Linked DNA regions of Homo sapiens: region 2 is linked to region 1. Evidence: chromatin loops called from intact Hi-C (ENCODE). Cell type or tissue: upper lobe of right lung. All regions are shown on one strand. Links, peaks and the distances in the headings refer to the core of each region. The heading gives the core; the rest is flanking DNA.

Region 1 (8,328 bases), core at 128-8,127:
TGCCCTCAGGAGAGATTGTAGCTATTTATTCTCACAGTGTTTGAGACTCGCCACAGCCCCACCCCCAACACACACAAACATGTTGTTGTTATTCCTGGGAATATTCTTTCATTAGAAAAAAAAAGGGTTGACAACTTGATACGTGAAATGCTATCTCATTATTGTTTTATTTAGCATTTCTTTAATTATTAATTGGGGTCAACAGGTTTTCATGTGCCCATTAGCCATTTTTATTTTGTCTTTGTGAATTGCCCATTCATGTCTTTTGTTCATTTCTCTATTGGATATTCTTTCTAACACAGTTGTCTTATTTTAGGTGAGTAATTCTTAGCTCTGGCATATTAGAATCACCTGGAAGACTTTTTAAAACACACATATCACACACACAAGCACACATACACACACCCCACACACAAGGAAAGCAGGCAAGAAAGCATCCCATCTCAAGATAAATATTTGGTGGGGCCTGGGTATGAGTATTTTTTGAAGTGTTCTTGTGCTTCTAATTTGCAGCCGTGGTTGAAAACCACTGTTATACATCAGATTTCTCCCACTGTCTGGCTCCAAATGCTTTCACTGCAGAATCTATTCTCATTTCGTTGACACCCAGTTTTCTCTTGTGAAAAATGGGCAGCAGAACTGCAAAGCAACACAGCACCCCCTCCCAAATTCTGAAAATCCCATGGGGGAGACCGAAGTTTCGGGAAGGAGGGTGAGACAGACGTTGTGGTCAGGCTCTTTGCCAGGTGGATTGGAAAAAATTAAAAGAACTTTCTCAAGCAACGAGACTTGCCCTGTAGACAGTGTGCGCTCTCAGTGGAGGAGGAGAGAGCTGGGGTCTTATGGGACATTTGCTTTTCTATTGCACCCATCTTCAGATACATAGCAATCTTACCCTTCTGAGGACTTTGAGGCTGAAGATTAGCACTTTATCTGAAGCAGTTCATCTCCTTTCATGAGAGACTGGAGAAGTTTGGGCCCAAGGAACTGAGTCCTTCAGGAGAGAACCTGTCAAGGCATCAGAGGGATCACCTGGGGATACAGGGGCTCCTCCACCACCTCTAGCCCTCTTGAGGGATTTATGACATTCTCACACTTACTTGAATTCATTTCTATTAAAATGCACAGGAGCCGCTCCCCTTCCTCTTCACCTCTGTTCCACCTCAGGGCGTGGGGTCCCACCTGGGGGACAGGATGGAATGAAAGGGTCTTTCCAGTGTTCAGTCAGGAAGGTCCCTGGAAACCCCCAGGCTGGCTCAGTGCCCTTCCATGTTGGAGACTGCTGAGGCCTCGTGGAGGATGACAGCAAATTTGGGTCCTCCAGGTGCTGTTGCTCCTGAAGTTGAAAGAATATGGTCAACGGCCTGAATCCTAGTCCACTTGGTGTCAGGTGTGTGGTCCCGGGCCTCAGTTTCTGCATCTGTAAAATGGAGATAGTAATGTTGATATTCAAGGTTATAACAGGACTAAAAACAGAGCACATACAACACTGTAGATGCTTGATTAATGCCAAGGGTGATTTGTGGAGGTCCCTTCATGCCCTCACCCTCTCCAGTCAGGGCTAAGGGCTTTGAGTTTAGCTCCAGACTCTCCATCCTTTCTTTTTTCTTCTGAGATGGAGTTTCACTCTTGTTGCCCAGGCTAGAGTGCAATGGCGCGATCTCGGCTCACTGCAACCTCCTCCGCCTCCCGGGTTCAAGCAATTCTCCTGCCTCAGCCTCCCAAGTAGCTGGGATTACAGGCATGCTCACCATGACCGGCTAATTTTGTTAGAGGTGGGGTTTCACCATATTGATCAGGCTGGTCTCAAACTCCCGACCTCAGGTGATCCACCCGCCTTGGTTTCCCAAAGTGCTGGGATTACAGGCGTGAGCCACTGTGCCCGTTGACTCTCCATCCTTTCATCCCCAAGCCATCCTCCATTATTCTGTTGCTCAGGGGGCACAGGAGGCAACCCCCACCCAACTGGTCCCCCAGCCTCCAGGGCGGTGCAGCACCTATGCCAGAAGCTGTGCCCCTTGGCTGGCATCCTGTATCCTGTCTCCCACCCTTTCCCTGTGAACCCCAAGCAACCTCAACCAGTTCCTCGCTACCCTTGCACTTTCCTGCCCAGACTTGACTTTAGAAATTCTATTGTAAATGTAATTTTTATTGAGCACTTACTCTGTGCCAGGGACCATGTTTTGTATTCATTACCTTATTAATTGCTCACAAAAACCTTTCATTATCCCATTTTACAGACGGGAAAGCCAGACTAGTTAGTGAAACCTGCCCAAAGCTACAGGGCATCAGGGAGCAGAGCTGGGACTCTGACCCCACCCTGCTCTGCTGACCTCCTAGGTGCCAGCTCCCAGGGAACTTAGATTTCAGGGGATGTCTTCTGTCCTTCCCCTGAGCTCCCACTGCGTCCTGCCCCTCTCTCTCTTATACACTTGTCCCACCCTGCCCCACACTGCGATTTTCTGGCTACCTCTTATCTCCATTGACCATGATGAGTTCCTCCAAGGCAGAAAATACGTCTTTGTAGCTTATTCATCTTTGAGTCTGGCACAATGCTTAGAACATTGCAGGTTCTTAAATTATTTTTCTAATTCAAAAGTAACATGTGCTCATTATGGAAAACAGACAAAATAAAGCAGAAACCAAATATCACCTATGAACCCATCACCCAAAGAAAATCATTGTTAATATTTTGACAAACTCTCTTCCAGTCCTTTTTAAAAATATATGTTTCCTTAGGCAAATAATATGTATTTTGCATAAAGTAGGTATCATACAATACCATTTTCTATGCTGCTTTTTACCTCATATCATGAGCAATTCTCCATGTCATTAGAACTGTTTTGAAAATGGGATTTTTTGATGGCTGCAGATTGTTCTCTCATGTGACTGAGCTCTCTTCTTTAAACCCCTCCCACATTGTTAGGTTTTTCCGTTTGTTTGTTTGTTTGTTTTTGAGACAGAGTCTTTCTCCATTGCCCAGGCTGGAGTGCAGTGGCTAGATCTTGGCTCACTGCAACCTCCGCCTCCTGGGTTCAAGCGATTCTCCTGCCTCAGCCTCACAAGTAGCTGGGATTACAGGTGCCACGCCGGGCTAATTTTTTGTATTTTGGGTAGGGATGGGGTTTTGCCATGTTGGCCAGGCTGGTCTCGAACTCCTGACCTCAGGTGATCCACCCACCTCCTTCCAAAGTGCTGGGATTACAGTTGTGAGCCACTGTGCCCAGCCTATTGTTGGTCATTTAAGGCCTCTCTGATTATTCCCATAGAAGAAATTCCTGAAGTAGAATTGTTGGGATAAACAGGCTCTTGACAGCACAATTGGCCCTGAACAAACACCTGCTCTATCAAACCCTCTCCCATCCTCCCCAAGCAGACCAGCCAGAAAGCCCCATCTTCTGGGGCCCTCCTCTCATCCCTAACCCCCAGCCCCCAACCTCTTACAACCCATTCAAAGGCTTAGAAGCAGGTGAGAGGGTCACCTGGAAGATGGGACTTGAGAGACCTGGCCGGCCTATCCCAAATCTCCCCTCGCTCTGATCCGTACTCCACCATCAGAATCATCCCCTTGAGTCAAGGGCAGGGTGATTCAAAGGTTGTTGGCTGCAAAATGGACTTCTGGTGGGAGATATTGTGCAGTGAGCCAACATTCCTTAACACACCACGCTTAGCCCTCCCTGTCACTAGGTTAACAGCAGACACTTGGGTCTCAGGGGATGCGACACATTACAGAGTTATGAATGTGTTAAATTTTATTGTAAATATTATGTAAACATATTTTAAAATATTCTGGAAAAAAGACAAAAAGTTATGGTCACATCTTTTGAATTATTCCACATTTTTCTAGGTGGAATAAGAAGGGACGTAGTTCCTTCCTATGAAATGGGAATAATCTTTAGTGAAGGTTGGAAGTATCTTCAAATGTATCCCAAACCTTCTGGGATAGATTTTCACTCAGCCTATAAATGACGTCCATGAAGCAAGGGTCCACGTTCCTGGCAGAATGCTGGATATGTGAGCCACGCCAGGTGCTGTGAGCCCCTCAGAGACCATTGACAATAGAGGGTCAGAGTGCTTTTCCAGCTCCATTGCCAACAACTTGGGATGTAATCTAAACAGATGCTAAATGGATCAATCCTTTGAGGAAATTTGTGTCAGTTTCCAAGTCACTCCTGGTCATCATCCAGGAAAGACCATTTTTATTAAAGTACCCCAGGGCTGCCTGCAGGAACCATTTTCCCTGTCTCACCAGTCAATAATCAGCAGGACTCCCTGCTATTTCAGGGAACAAAGACAGGGTCGCTGTCCCCGAGAGGCTCAGTCCACCCTCCCGCTCTGTCCACCCTCCAGCGGGGTCTGGGCTCCAGAGCGGAGGTTCTCAAGCTTCCGCAGCGTCAAAACCGCTTGGAGGTCCACGACACCCAGTCTGCTGGTGCAGGGGTTCTCATCCAGAAGATCTTGGGTGGCTACAGGAGCCGCATATTTTTCTACCAAGGTCCCCGGGGATGCGGCTCTTGGCCCCAGGACTGGGCCCAGGAGGTCAGAGAGAGTGACCGTCAGGCGCGGCGCCGCGGGGAGACGGCCCGGGCTCAGATCCCAGGGTGGAGGCGGGGGCGAGCGCCCGGCAGAGGGGACGGGGGGCGCCGAGGGGACCTGGCGCGGCCGCCGGGCCTTGGGAGCGCGACGCGGAAGCCGCCGGAGGCCGGAAGCTGGGGCGCCCCCGAGCGGGCGGGCGGCGGACCTGCGGCTCCGGGCGGTTCGGCAGCGCAGCGCGGCGCGGCCGCCTGCAGGCTCCCAGGCTCGGGTCCAGCCGCCACGACCGGCTCGCGTGGCTCCGGGGGAGCGGCCGAGAGTGAAGCGCGGAGAGGGCGCCTCGGAGGCTGCCGGGGCGGCGGGGCGGTTGTCCTCTGTAGAGGGAGCGGAGCTTCCCCCTGCCCCCAAGAGCACCGGCAGCCCCGGCCCCCCGCATCCTGGCATCCCGGGCCCGGCGGCCAGAGCAGGCCCTGCGCCCCCTCGGCTTTCTGGTCCTCGTGCGTCCCCCGGGGCAGAGGCGCGAGGAGGGACGGCCGGCTGAGGCCTGTCACGCCTTCACTCCCGAGTGTCCAGGCGGACGGGGTCCCTGCCTCTCCAACCCCTCCTCTCCCTTGGCTTCCCCCAGGGCACAGAGCGCTCCTCCTTGTCCACAGGAGACACAAGGCTTCAAACGCACACCCCCACACCCCAATCCTCTCCAAACACACTCAGGGCGCTGGCCACTGGTTCTCCTTCCTCCTTCCTTCCTTCCTTCTTCTGTCTTTTTTTTTTTTTTTTTTTTTTTTTGACAGAGTCTTGCTCTGTCGCCCAGGCTGGAGTGCAGTGGCACGATCTCGGCTCACTGCAACCTCCGCCTCCTGGGTTCAAGCGATTCTCTTGCCTCAGTCTCCCGAGTAGCTGGGATTACAGGCATGCGCCACCACGCCCGGCTAATATTTTTGTATTTTTAGTAGAGACGGAGTTTCACCATGTTGGCCAGGCTGCTCTCAAACTCCTGACCTCAAGTGATCCGCCCGCCTTGGCCTCCCAAAGTGCTGAGATTACAGGCGTGAGCCACCTCGCCTGGCCCTTTTTTTCCTTTTTTTTAAGAAAGGAAGATCTCGCCCCTTGCCCAGGCTGGATTCGAACTCCGGGGCTTAAGCGATCCTTCCGCCTCAGCTTCTCCAGCAGCCAGGACTGCAGGTGCGCACCACCATGCCCGGCGTAGCCACCCGTGTTCTATCCCCAGCACAGCTCCTTAGATGGTGACTTTTAACAGCTCACTTCGCCTCCCTGTCCTCAGTTTCTCCTTCTGGAAAGGAACTGGATTGGATGGGGATGGTTTCTGAGGCTCCTTCCAGCTCAGTTGTCCACCTTAAAGGTGTAAGTGGCAGAGGGTGGAGCGGGTCTGGTTCAGGGAGGAGAGCTGGGAGTAAAGGCAGGCCAGGGGCTGCGAGGTGGGTGGAGGAAAGGAAGACAGGAGGGAGGAGAGCGGGGCATGGAGGATAGCTTTGCCAGCCTAGCCCACCAGTCCCGGCCTCTAAGAGCAGGCTGGCAGAGCCCCAAGAGCCTATACCACGGAAGGGCCCCATGGGAATCCCCTCACTCTCTGGGTGCCTGAGTTTGCAGATATCTGTTTGCCAAAGGATGAGGGAAGGAACAGGAAGGAACGTGCCGGCAGGACTGGAAAATCCAGCTGGGCAGGAGATAGCTGTGGCTGCACCTCGCACTGGAGGCTGAAGCTTTGCTTGGCTCTGCCCCTGTGTCACGTGTCAGGTGAGGCTGCTGGACCCCTGGAAGCCCCGCCAAGGGAAGTGACTACCACCAGGCCGCAAGCTCCTGTGCAGAAGTCTAGCAGCCTTTAGCTTTGGGGCCATACACATGTGCTTCCAAGACGGTAGGCAGATGACGTTCAATTTAAATCCACTTTCCTATACGTTTACTCAATGAGTTCAAAGATGCTTTTCATTTACAAGCTTGGCGGCAGCTTCCAACACATTAACCCAAAGGCCTTCATGTTCTCCCCAGCCAACCCCTTTGTCCCTCTGCAGAAAGGGAACCTCCTGCAAAATGTCCAGATGGTTCAGAGAAGTATATATGACAGGCTGGTTGCAAGTGGCAGGAACGCCCCTCTAAGTAGTTTAAAGACATATGTATGGGTGTGTGTGTGTGTGCACGCGTGTGCATGTATATAATTTATTTTTTGCTCAAATAATTTTGGTAAAGGTAATTAACTAAAGGTAAATAACTAACCTTTACCAAGAGCAGGGATGTGGCTGGGCCCAGAATGCAAGACTCTCCGATAGCAGCTCCCAAGCTTAACAAGTTAAAGACACACTGCAGCTTTTCTCCAAAATTCTAGTTAAAAGCTGAGGCCGTCACCAAACAATTGTTGCCAAGAGCTCAGGATGTTGTGGTTGGAGGGGCCTGCGCCAGAGGTCCACTTCTGAACCAATCAGCAGGGCCCGGGGGCTGGGCCATGTTCTGCTTACCTCACAGCTTCCACACCCACAGGGTTTTGGGAACCGGAGGCAGGCGGACAGCCCCAGGAGTCATAATGAGAAGAAATGCTACCTCGGTACAGTGGACGAACGTGCAAACCACACAGAAAGTTTGAAAAAGGTCTACTGGAGGCTCTGCTTTCTGGTAATGGCTCCAAAATACAAAGGGCCTCACACTCCGGCACTGACGAAGTCCATACGGCTCTTAGGCTGACACCCACCAGCCAGTCAATGGGAGAGCTGGGACCAGAGGGCTGACTTGACCTCTTCAGCAGGAGTGTCCAAGGCCTTTGTGGGCGGTGGTGCAGGTTGTGCGTGTGAATAATGAAGGCAATTCATTATTACTCAGAACACAACACCTTGGCGATCTTTAGAAACATGAGAAACAGAGCTTCCAAGGTACCTGCTCACACGCCTCTCTGGAGGTAATCGCTGTGCCGTGGCTCTTAATGAGCCACTCTCCACATGGCCTGAGGCCTGGCACCGTGGGAATTCCCTCTGTCCCTGAGTCATAGGCCTCTGCTACTGAACTGTAAATAGGGACCGGGTCAATGACAGCGGGACAGCTGGCCCAGGGAGCAGGGTTGGGGTGGGGACTGCTGGGAGGCTGCCCTGTTAATCTCTCTCTACCATACAAGGCACTCCTTGGGTGACCCCCGTGACTGTGATGCAGAACAGGGAAGGAGAGTGGGTGTTAACCTTGAGCCTAAGGCTCCTCCTCCACCTGTGGGACTGTAAGCCACCTCTCCTGGGCTGAGGGCTCTGGAAGGAGGCTTGGCTGCTCCTCAGCACTCGGGGAGCGGTTTTTCAGGCACACACACTTGAGCTCCATGACCTCCCAGATTCCCACCGCCCCTGCTTGACTCTTCCCCTGTCTCCCCTTCCTGAAATGACCCCCTCTGAATTCCTTTGACTGTTCTCTGGTTGTCAGTCTCACAGTGACAGGTGTGTAAAGCATGAGGTGACCTTGGGCAAGTTGTTCAACCTCAGTGTTATCACCTGTAGAACGGAGAAAACAAGACTACATACTTTGGAGGTAAGTGTAGGTTCCAATGAAATAACAGAGCTTGAGGGGTCCTATAGGCACATGGGCCTGGAGCCAGACCCCCTGGGTTCAGATCTGTCTTGCCGTGGGTTTTGGGGCAAGTTCCTTTTCTGTGCCTCAGTTTTATCATCTGTAAAGTGAGATGAGAATAATGGTACCTATTTCTTAGGACTCTTGGGAGAGTCAATGAGCAAATACACAGAAAACACCTTGAACAGGACCTGGCGCTAAGTGCTGGGTTGAGAGCTAGCTATTATTGTTGTTGTCAGA
Region 2 (8,328 bases), core at 187-8,186, 950 kb before region 1:
GCAATAAGGCCAGGCACAGTGGCTCATGCCTGTAATCCCAGCACTTTGGGAGGCCGAGGCAGGCAGATCACCTGAGGTCGGAAGTTCGAGACCAGCCTGACCAACATGGAGAAACCCCATCTCCACTAAAAATACAAAATTGGCCAGGCGTGGTGGCACATGCCTGTAATCCCAGCTACTCGGGAGGCTGAGGCAGGAGAATCACTTGAACCCGGGAGGCAGAGGTTGTGGTGAGCCAAGATCGCACCATTGCACTCTTCAGCCTGGGAAACGAGTGAAACTCTGTCTCAAAAAAAAAAAAAAGGGAGCAATAGACACAGGGGCCTATTTGAGGGTGGAGGGTGGAAGGATGGTGAGGATTGAAGAACTACCTATCAAGTACTATACTGATTACCTGGGTGACAAAATTATCTGTGACCACGTAACTTACCCATGTAACAAACCCATGCATGTAACCCTTGAGTCTAAAATAAAAGCTGGAAAAAAAGAGAGAGAGAAAAGGCCTATAATAATTTTATGTACTTATGTATTTTTTAAGATAAAAGTTACACAGGTACGCAATCAAAATTTTAAGCCATAGTGGAGGCTATAAATGAAAAGGAAAACCTTTCTTATCTCCATTCCCACTCCCAACCCCCAAACTCTTCATTCTAAGACAAAACATATTGCACTAGGACTATCCCAGAGTTCTGTAGAATATTGGATGACTCCATAGGAGTTATCCCCATATCCTAGGAACATGTCACCATGTGAGAGCTGTGGGCTGAAGAATCGTGACCTGGGGGTTGCCGAAAGTCCCCACCTACAACCAAAAGAAAGAAAAAAATGCCCATCAGGGTGTCTGCAAATCCCACCCCCAAAGCCACTCTTTAAGAGCCTTCTGGAGTCTCCCTCTCTCTTTGAGATGGAGTCTCCTCTGTCGCCCAGGCTGGAGTGCAGTGGGGCGACCTTGGCTCACTGCAAGCTCCACCTCCCGGGTTCACACCATTCTCCTGCCTCAGCTTCCCGAGTAGCTGGGACTACAGGCACCCGCCACCACTCCCGGCTAATTTTTTTTTTTTGTATTTTTACTAGAGATGGGGTTTCACTGTGTTAGCCAGGATGGTCTCGATCTCCTGACCTCGTGATCCGCCCACCTCGGCCTTCCAAAGTGCTGGGATTACAGGCGTGAGCCACCGCGCCCGGCCGAGGCTCCCTCTCTCTGTAGGGTTAAGTTATGATGTTGCCTGGGAAGCATGACTCACAGTCAACAGGCTATCACACATTCGTGCTCGTGGAACCCCACCTACAAGGAGCCTCTAGAACTGCGCTCTCTAATAGCCACTAGACACATATGGCTATTCAAATCTAAATTAGTTAACATTTAAAATTCAGCTAAACCATGAAGTCTAGCACCCCCTTTCCTGCACCCCCCTCACTATTCCTGGGCAACCACCGACCCTATGTACATGGGGTTGACCCCAGCTGTCCAGAGGCACAGATGGAAAGAAACTGGAAGGTACCACAGTGCCTAGCTAGAGTCAACTCAGCCCCCAGGACTCTCCTTTAAAATCTTTCTGCCGCGTCTCAACTGGCATTTTTGTTGAAGATGAACCACTTAGGACCTCACCAGGAGTCCAGAGTGGTGTGAGTACAACCAAGCAAGCCGAGCGAGAAAGGAGCCCCTGTGAGGAAGAGCTCCCACCCACCAATCCCAAACCCACTTCTCTTCCATGTCTTGATCCATATACGGCTTTCAGGACCCTGTGCCAAGACCCCGACAAGCTCAGGATCTTCTTCCGAAGTCAGAGCTAAGACAGTCTCAGCCCCAAACCACAGCCGGAATCACATGTCCAGACCAGCACTGAACACGCCCATCTGCCAGCGGAACAAAAGAACACCTTCCCCGGGGTGCCCAAATCCATCTGAGCAAGCAGCCCGCAGGGATTCCAGCTTTATCAGAAAAGTCATGCTGAGCCCTTTGGTAAGGATTTGCTGAGAAGAGAGGGCACCGCACCCCAAAAACAAACCAAAACAGCCCCAGGACACCCTGAGAAAAAGAGAAATTTCCCAGAGCTTCTCCTGGCAGGACTGTATCTAAATTGCCACCCAAAAAAATCCCAGAGTAACAGTAATTCCCCCACTGGTTCAAAAACACCAACAACACAGCAAGCTAACTTGAACTTCAAGCTGCCACATGCTATAATGAGTGTGTGGCTAAATACCTTTCACGAAATCTAAAATATAAGCCACACAATATCTCCTCTCAGCAACTCAAGCACACACATGCACACACTCAACTGAGTGTTTTCATGGCAAATGAAATATACCCTGTGAAAAGTTCCTCTGAAAATTTTCTTCTGAATTTTCATACCAGCCAAGTGAGTTTCACAGAAGCCGAGAAATACAGAAGCAAGTTTTTGCCCTTTTTTGCCCTTCTTTCCCACTCTTTTCCTCCTTCATGCCCTGTCTACTGCCCTCCCACTCCAGCCAAGTGAGCTCTGCCAGAGACAGCAGCGTGGGCATCTTTACAGCGCAGACTTCACTAGCCGCACAAGCCTGTGGCCACCTGGACCAGTGAGGAAAGAGACTGAGTTTAATCACGCTGACCAGCATCCCAGGGGCCTCCCCTCAGGGTGCGTGGAAGGAAGGAGCGGTTCCAGCAGTTCAACCAGATCTGAGAGCAGGCCTTGGTCGCCTCCCTAGCAAGGCGGCAGATTGTGAGTCTGGGTCCCCAGAGATGAGGTCTGCCCTCGGCTACCGTCCAGGGGGAGGGAGAAAGCCTGGCAAGGTTCAGGCCCTTCTATGCCAGTGAAGCACACAGTGGACCAAGTGCAGTGCCTGTGGACAGCAGCTCCAGCCTGGCGCAGGCCCAGCCCAGAAAGCTGCACCCTAGCCATAAACTTCTTTAGTGATTTCTGGGCTTCAGAACCCTTCATTATAAAGCAAACAGCCAAGAAAGGGAAAATCTTCGGGTTTATCAGTTACCAACATCCAGTTGCCATGAGGAAGTAGGAAACAGGCTACATGAGGACCAGCAGGAACTCAAAGCAAAGGCCAAGAAAATGGAGAGGACGGGCCAGGCACCGGTGGCTCACACCTGTAACTCCAGCACTTTGGGAGGCCAAGGCAGTGGATCACTTAAGCCCAAGAGCGGCCTCAAGACCAGCCTGGGCAACAGGGTGAAATCCTGTCTCTACTGAAAAAAAGAAAGAAAAAAAAATAATAAGCTGGGCATGGTACTGTTCACCTGTAGTCCCAGCTACTGGGGAGGCTGAGGTGGGAAGATCACCTGAACCCAGGAAGTCGAGGCTGCAGTGAGCCATGATCGTGGCACTGCACTCCAGCCTGGGGAACCAGAGTGAGATCCTGCCTCAAAAGAAAAGGAAGAGGGTGGTGGAGCAGAGGTGTCATTTTGGCCAACTTCCAATCTAGTCCAAGTTCAGGGACCCCGTATCTGGTCCACACACTAGTTCCCAAGGGTTTAGCCAGAGCCCTGGCTCAGGTCACATGGGGAACAACAGCTTTCTGCTGGGCAACCAGGGGAAACAAGGCCCAAAAGCATCTGTCAATCCGTGAGTCTGTCTGTCTGTCTGTCGACAAGACGACAGCTCTTGGCTTGAGCAGCCCTTGCCAAGGAGGCTAGATACAGAGGCCCTCCAGCAAATGGGACTCACAGATGTGTTCAGTTTGTCTGATACAGTATTGGCCCATGCAGAGTTTCTAAAGTTTGAAATCATTGCCAGCATTTAAAGATCAAGAGAAGAATTCCACCTTAAAAAAAAAAAAATCCAGATCATTGCTTCTCTTGAGAAATCAGCTCTCTGGCTCCATTGTGTTTACTTTCTGGCCAGAGCCGAGTCATGGCTGTCCCTTTGCAGCTGGGCATGTGCCCTCCACAGTCCCCCACTCTCCCTCCACTGTCCTCCACTCTCCACTGTCTCCCAACGCTGGAGCCCCTTTTACAGGCTATTCATCGCAGCTGTGGCTATAGCCTTAATACGCACTCCCAGCCGGCTTCCCTTGTGTGTGATGCCTCTGGTCCCATAAGCAATGGGCTGGGGCCTTACCCTAATGCATCTGAGCAGAGGCTGTACCCTGGGGGCATAAAGAGGCCATGGCAGTCCCAGTGCCCCCCAGCTGGAGGGCACAGGCTACTGGGGAGTTCAGGGGAGTGTATAGGAGAGCATTTTGCCTGAGGACCCTATGTTCTGCCGCCCAGAAAGAGGAGGCTGCAGGTTGGTCTGTCAACACCAATACTGGCCTTGGTGGAGGCTGGCAGGCCTGTATCCTCACCAATCTGGTCAGGAAGAGCACATGCAAACCCAAGGGAGGCTGCCATGGCCAGCTCTGCTGCAGGTGCTGCCCAGAGAACCTCCAGACACACGCTCAGTGCGCCGAGGTTGCAGGAGAAGCAGCACCCCAGAGAAGCAGGGCCTGATGTTGATGACACTGATGGCCAGGCTCAGTGGTATTGGGATCCCAGGGACAGCAGAGGGGTCTCCCTTATGGGACGGGGTGTTCTCATCCTGAAGCCCCCCACTTTCTCAGTCAGGGTCTCTGAAAAGAAGTGAATGGAACCATCAGAGGGTGTAACTGGGGAGCGGGTAATGGGGACTGGTTACCCAGGTATTTAAACTGCTCTTAGAGACCAGTTAAACCCATGAATGTAGCTCTTACTGTGTCCTCCGGTTTGGAGTGCTATTTGTAACTTGTGAGTGTCAGGACATTAGGCATCATTCCTTTAGGTGTCATCAGGTCTTAGAGCAGGATGGGCCTTCAGCAATCATCTGATGGGCGTCTCTTCCATCAACAGAGAAATGAAGCCCAAGAGGTCAAAAAACGCATATAAGGGGCCAGAGCTAGTGACCAGCAGAACCAGAAGTAGAACCCAGGAGCCCTGACTTCCGACTCAGCCCTTCCCACTGCCCCACACTGCTGCCATCACCTGGAAAGGAAATGGAGCAATGTTGTAGGCAACTAAATTCTTACTTGATTGAGCCCAGATTTCTATTTTTGTTTCTTTTTTTTTTTTTTTTTTCCTCACTCTGTCGCCCAGGCTGGTGTACAGTGGCGTGATCTCGGCTCACTGCAACCTCTGCCTCCCGGGTTCAAGTGATTCTTCTGCCTCAGCCTCCCTAGCAGCTGGGACTACAGGCACCCGCCACCATGCTGGCTAATTTTTTGTATTTTTAGTAGAGACGGGGTTTCACCATGTTAGCCAGAATGGTCTTGATCTCCTGACCTCGTGATCCGCCTGCCTCGGCCTCCCAAAGTGCTGGGATTACAGGTGTGAGCCACCATGCCAAGCCCAGACGACATAATTCTTACAGAATACCCTTTCCAGTAGCTTTCGGGAAATGACCCAGCTATAACACCACCTTAGGTGTGAGCAAGGTGCCAGCTTGAACTACCTGTTCCCATCTAGTTACTCAATCTGGGAAGGGCAGTCACAATATCCATGCCTGGGTCACTGCTGCAGAGTGAGCTGGGTGGCTCCCAAAGATAGGTGTCAGAGGTGGAAGTCATACTCATGACTGCCTGCTCCTTTTTGAACTTACTCCCCAGCCACCAGGCAAATGCGCAGGAGCTCTGCAGAGCATCCCAGTCTGGCCTATTGCCCACACCTTGCCCAGGCATTGGCTGCCACCTTGGCCCAGTTACACCAGCGGGAAGAGAGCTGTGTGGGGACCACAGAAGGTCACCACAGTAACCCAGATAATCCACTCATGCTGCAAAAATAGAAAGCAGCCTCCAGGCCGGAGGCATTCTAGGGTGGAGGGAGCCCTTTGAATTTTTTAGTGAACTTGGGTAAAAGCTCCTGGGTAGTCACTCTGCAAGGATTTTAAGGATTATCTAGAATGTTCAATAAATGTTTGTTGATTGATGCTTTTAATGTTCTTTGATCTTTTAAGTGGAAACTGTCATTTCAAGGGAAGTCCTTTTGTTTTCAGTTTCTTGGGATTACTGTGCAGGGACTAGTGATTGACAAATTCTTACACATTTTCCTCTAATTTCAAAAGTGTTTGCTCTTCACATTATATGTGATATGGTTTGGATTTGTGCCCCCACCCAAATCTCATGTCAAATTATGATCTCCAGTGTTGGAGGTGAGGTCTGGTGGGAGGTGATTGGATCACGGAGGCAGACTTCCCCCTTGCTGTTCTCATGATAGTGAGTGAGTTCTCATGAGATCTGGTTGTTTAAAAGTGTGTGGTACCTTACTCCTCTCTCTCTTCCTTCTGCTCCAGCCATGTAAGACGTACCTGCTTTCCCTTCACCTTCCACCATGATTGTAAGTTTCCTGAGGCCTCCCCAGCCATGCTTCCTGTACAGCCTGCAAAACCATGAGCCAATTAAACCTCTTTTATTTATAAATTACCCAGTCTCAGGTAGTTCTTTATAGCAGTGTGAGAATGGACTAATACAACGTGTGTGTGTGTATGTGTATGTGTATTCTCTTAAATTGCTCAGGCATATATGTCCTGAAAAGGCCGTATTTTCCACCATGGCTAAGCTGGCTGTGGCCCAGCCCTGGTGCTGGTGGGACCTCAGGCTCCTGCTCCCTGAGAAGGGAAGACCTAAGTAGGCAGGAGGAGCCAAGACAGCAGCTGCCTGAAAGCAGCGGCCGTTTTAAAGAGTCTTCAAGGTCCCAAATCCACAACAGGGAGGCAGAGAGGGAGGAGAGAGCAATAAAAAAGAAAGTAATCAAGTATGAAGATTATCCTCCATGGCTTTAATTCTATTTCCCCACTTCCAAAACAAACAGATGTACCAGTTTGCTTCTTAGGGCTAAGTGTGGTTAATACAACATTCCACAGCTCTCCACCCTCACCCCTGCCCTGTCAGGCCCACAGGTGGCGAAACCATACAATTTATTGTCATATATATAGAAAGTATATATACAATATATATGCAATATATACAATTCATTCTATATACACTATATATACACACACCATGTATATATACACACAATATATACACACACACACACTACATAGTATGAATTGTTACTATATATATATACATATACATTTAAAGCTTAAATGTCTCCTGGGCCTTGAGCAGGGGAGACTGATAGGTCTTCCCTTGCATTGATCTGAAATCCATTCCCCTGTTCCATAACATATATCCCCAGGAACTGAACATAACAAAGCACCAAGTTTTCTTTCTTCCACGGGATGAAACCTTGAGATAACTAAAAACTGCACTGACGCCTTCCCTGAGTTTCTGTTTTCTAACCCAAATGTCCCTGGTTCCATTGCTCATACGCCTCATCACCATCCAGTACAGTCGCAGCCATCTTTTCAAATGCGGTGCTTAAGGACTCAACACACTGCTCAATCCGTGAATACTGCAGTTCTATCAACTCCCATTTGCCAGATGCTATAGTTCTGTATATAAAACCTAAGATTCTACTAACAGTTTGGGTAGCCTCATGGCATTCTTTTTTCTTTTAATCCATTTTACCAACCCTACTCTCTAGTGTATGGAAGACGCTCAATAAATGATTCTGAGACGGAGTCTCACTCTGTCACCCAGGCTGGAGTGCATGATCTCTGCTCGCTGCAACCTCCCCACCCCCGGGGTTCAAGCAATTCTCCTGCCTCAGGCTGCCAAGTAGCTGGAATTACAGGTGCCTGCCACCACGCCTGGCTAATTTTTGTATTTTTAGTAAAGACGGGGTTTCACCATCTTGGCCAGGCTGGTCTTGAACTCCTGACCTTGTGATCCACCCACCTCTGCCTCCCACCACTCCTAGCCAATAAATGATTCTTCACTAAATGAATAGGTAGAATGAGTGTTTGGTACACACTGAGCTTTCTGTAGACTCACTTTTTTTCTTTTTTTGAGACGGAGTCTCAATCTGTCGCCAGGCTAGAGTGCAGTGGCGCAATCTCGGCTCATTGTAACCTCCACCTGGCCAGGTTCAAGCGATTCTCCTGCCTCAGCATCCTGCCTCAGCCAGGATGGTCCCGATCTCTTGACCTCGTGATCCGCCTGCCTCAGCCTCCCAAGGTGCTGGGATTACAGGCATGAGCCACCACGCCTGGCCTAGACTCACTTTTAAAATACGTGCATTTCAGAATAGATAGTGTTGATGTTGCACAACAATGTCATGTAATTAATGCCATTGAATTGTAGATTTAAAAATGGGAAATGGGGCCAGGTGTAATTCCAGCACTTTGGGAGGCCAAGGTGGGTGGATCATTTGAGGTCAGGAGTTCAAGACCAGCCTGGCCAACATGGCAAAACCCCACCTCTACTAAAAATACAAAAATTACTCAGGTGTAGTGGTAGGTGCCTGTAATCCCAGCTACTTGAGAGGCTGAGGCAGGAGAATCG

What was found. A loop is a pair of places that touch in the nucleus more often than their neighbours do. Peaks named below come from ENCODE experiments on the same cell type or tissue, not always from the same donor. Only the 100,000 strongest peaks of a DNase experiment are listed, where the experiment ranks them.
Region 2: a loop joins it to region 1, with 6 times the contacts of the local background. A loop is called at or near these places in 2 of 110 quality-filtered maps.

The regions. Positions count from the first base shown.
Region 1 is chr2:64,605,858-64,614,185 of GRCh38, reverse strand. LINC02579 (long intergenic non-protein coding RNA 2579) reads right to left here and starts at 6,874. Exons shown (of 4, transcript NR_034023.1): 1 at 6,766-6,874; 2 at 1,101-1,420; 3 at 896-1,008. It overlaps LOC105374773 (a long non-coding RNA gene), which reads left to right and starts at 6,947. Exons shown (of 7, transcript XR_007086343.1): 1 at 6,947-7,158; 2 at 7,945-8,049. RefSeq lists a silencer at 4,449-5,128 and enhancers at 5,638-6,137, 6,138-6,639, 7,357-7,406, 6,922-8,121. In upper lobe of right lung, for the core only: no CTCF peak of the experiment used is centred there; DNase peaks (open chromatin) are centred at 4,735, 6,256 and 6,975; H3K4me3 peaks cover 1,551 bases; H3K27ac peaks cover 1,023 bases.
Region 2 is chr2:65,560,366-65,568,693 of GRCh38, reverse strand. No RefSeq gene overlaps it. Among named protein-coding and RNA genes, the nearest start is that of LINC03050, 38 kb to the left of the region's middle. In upper lobe of right lung, for the core only: no CTCF peak of the experiment used is centred there; no DNase peak of the experiment used is centred there.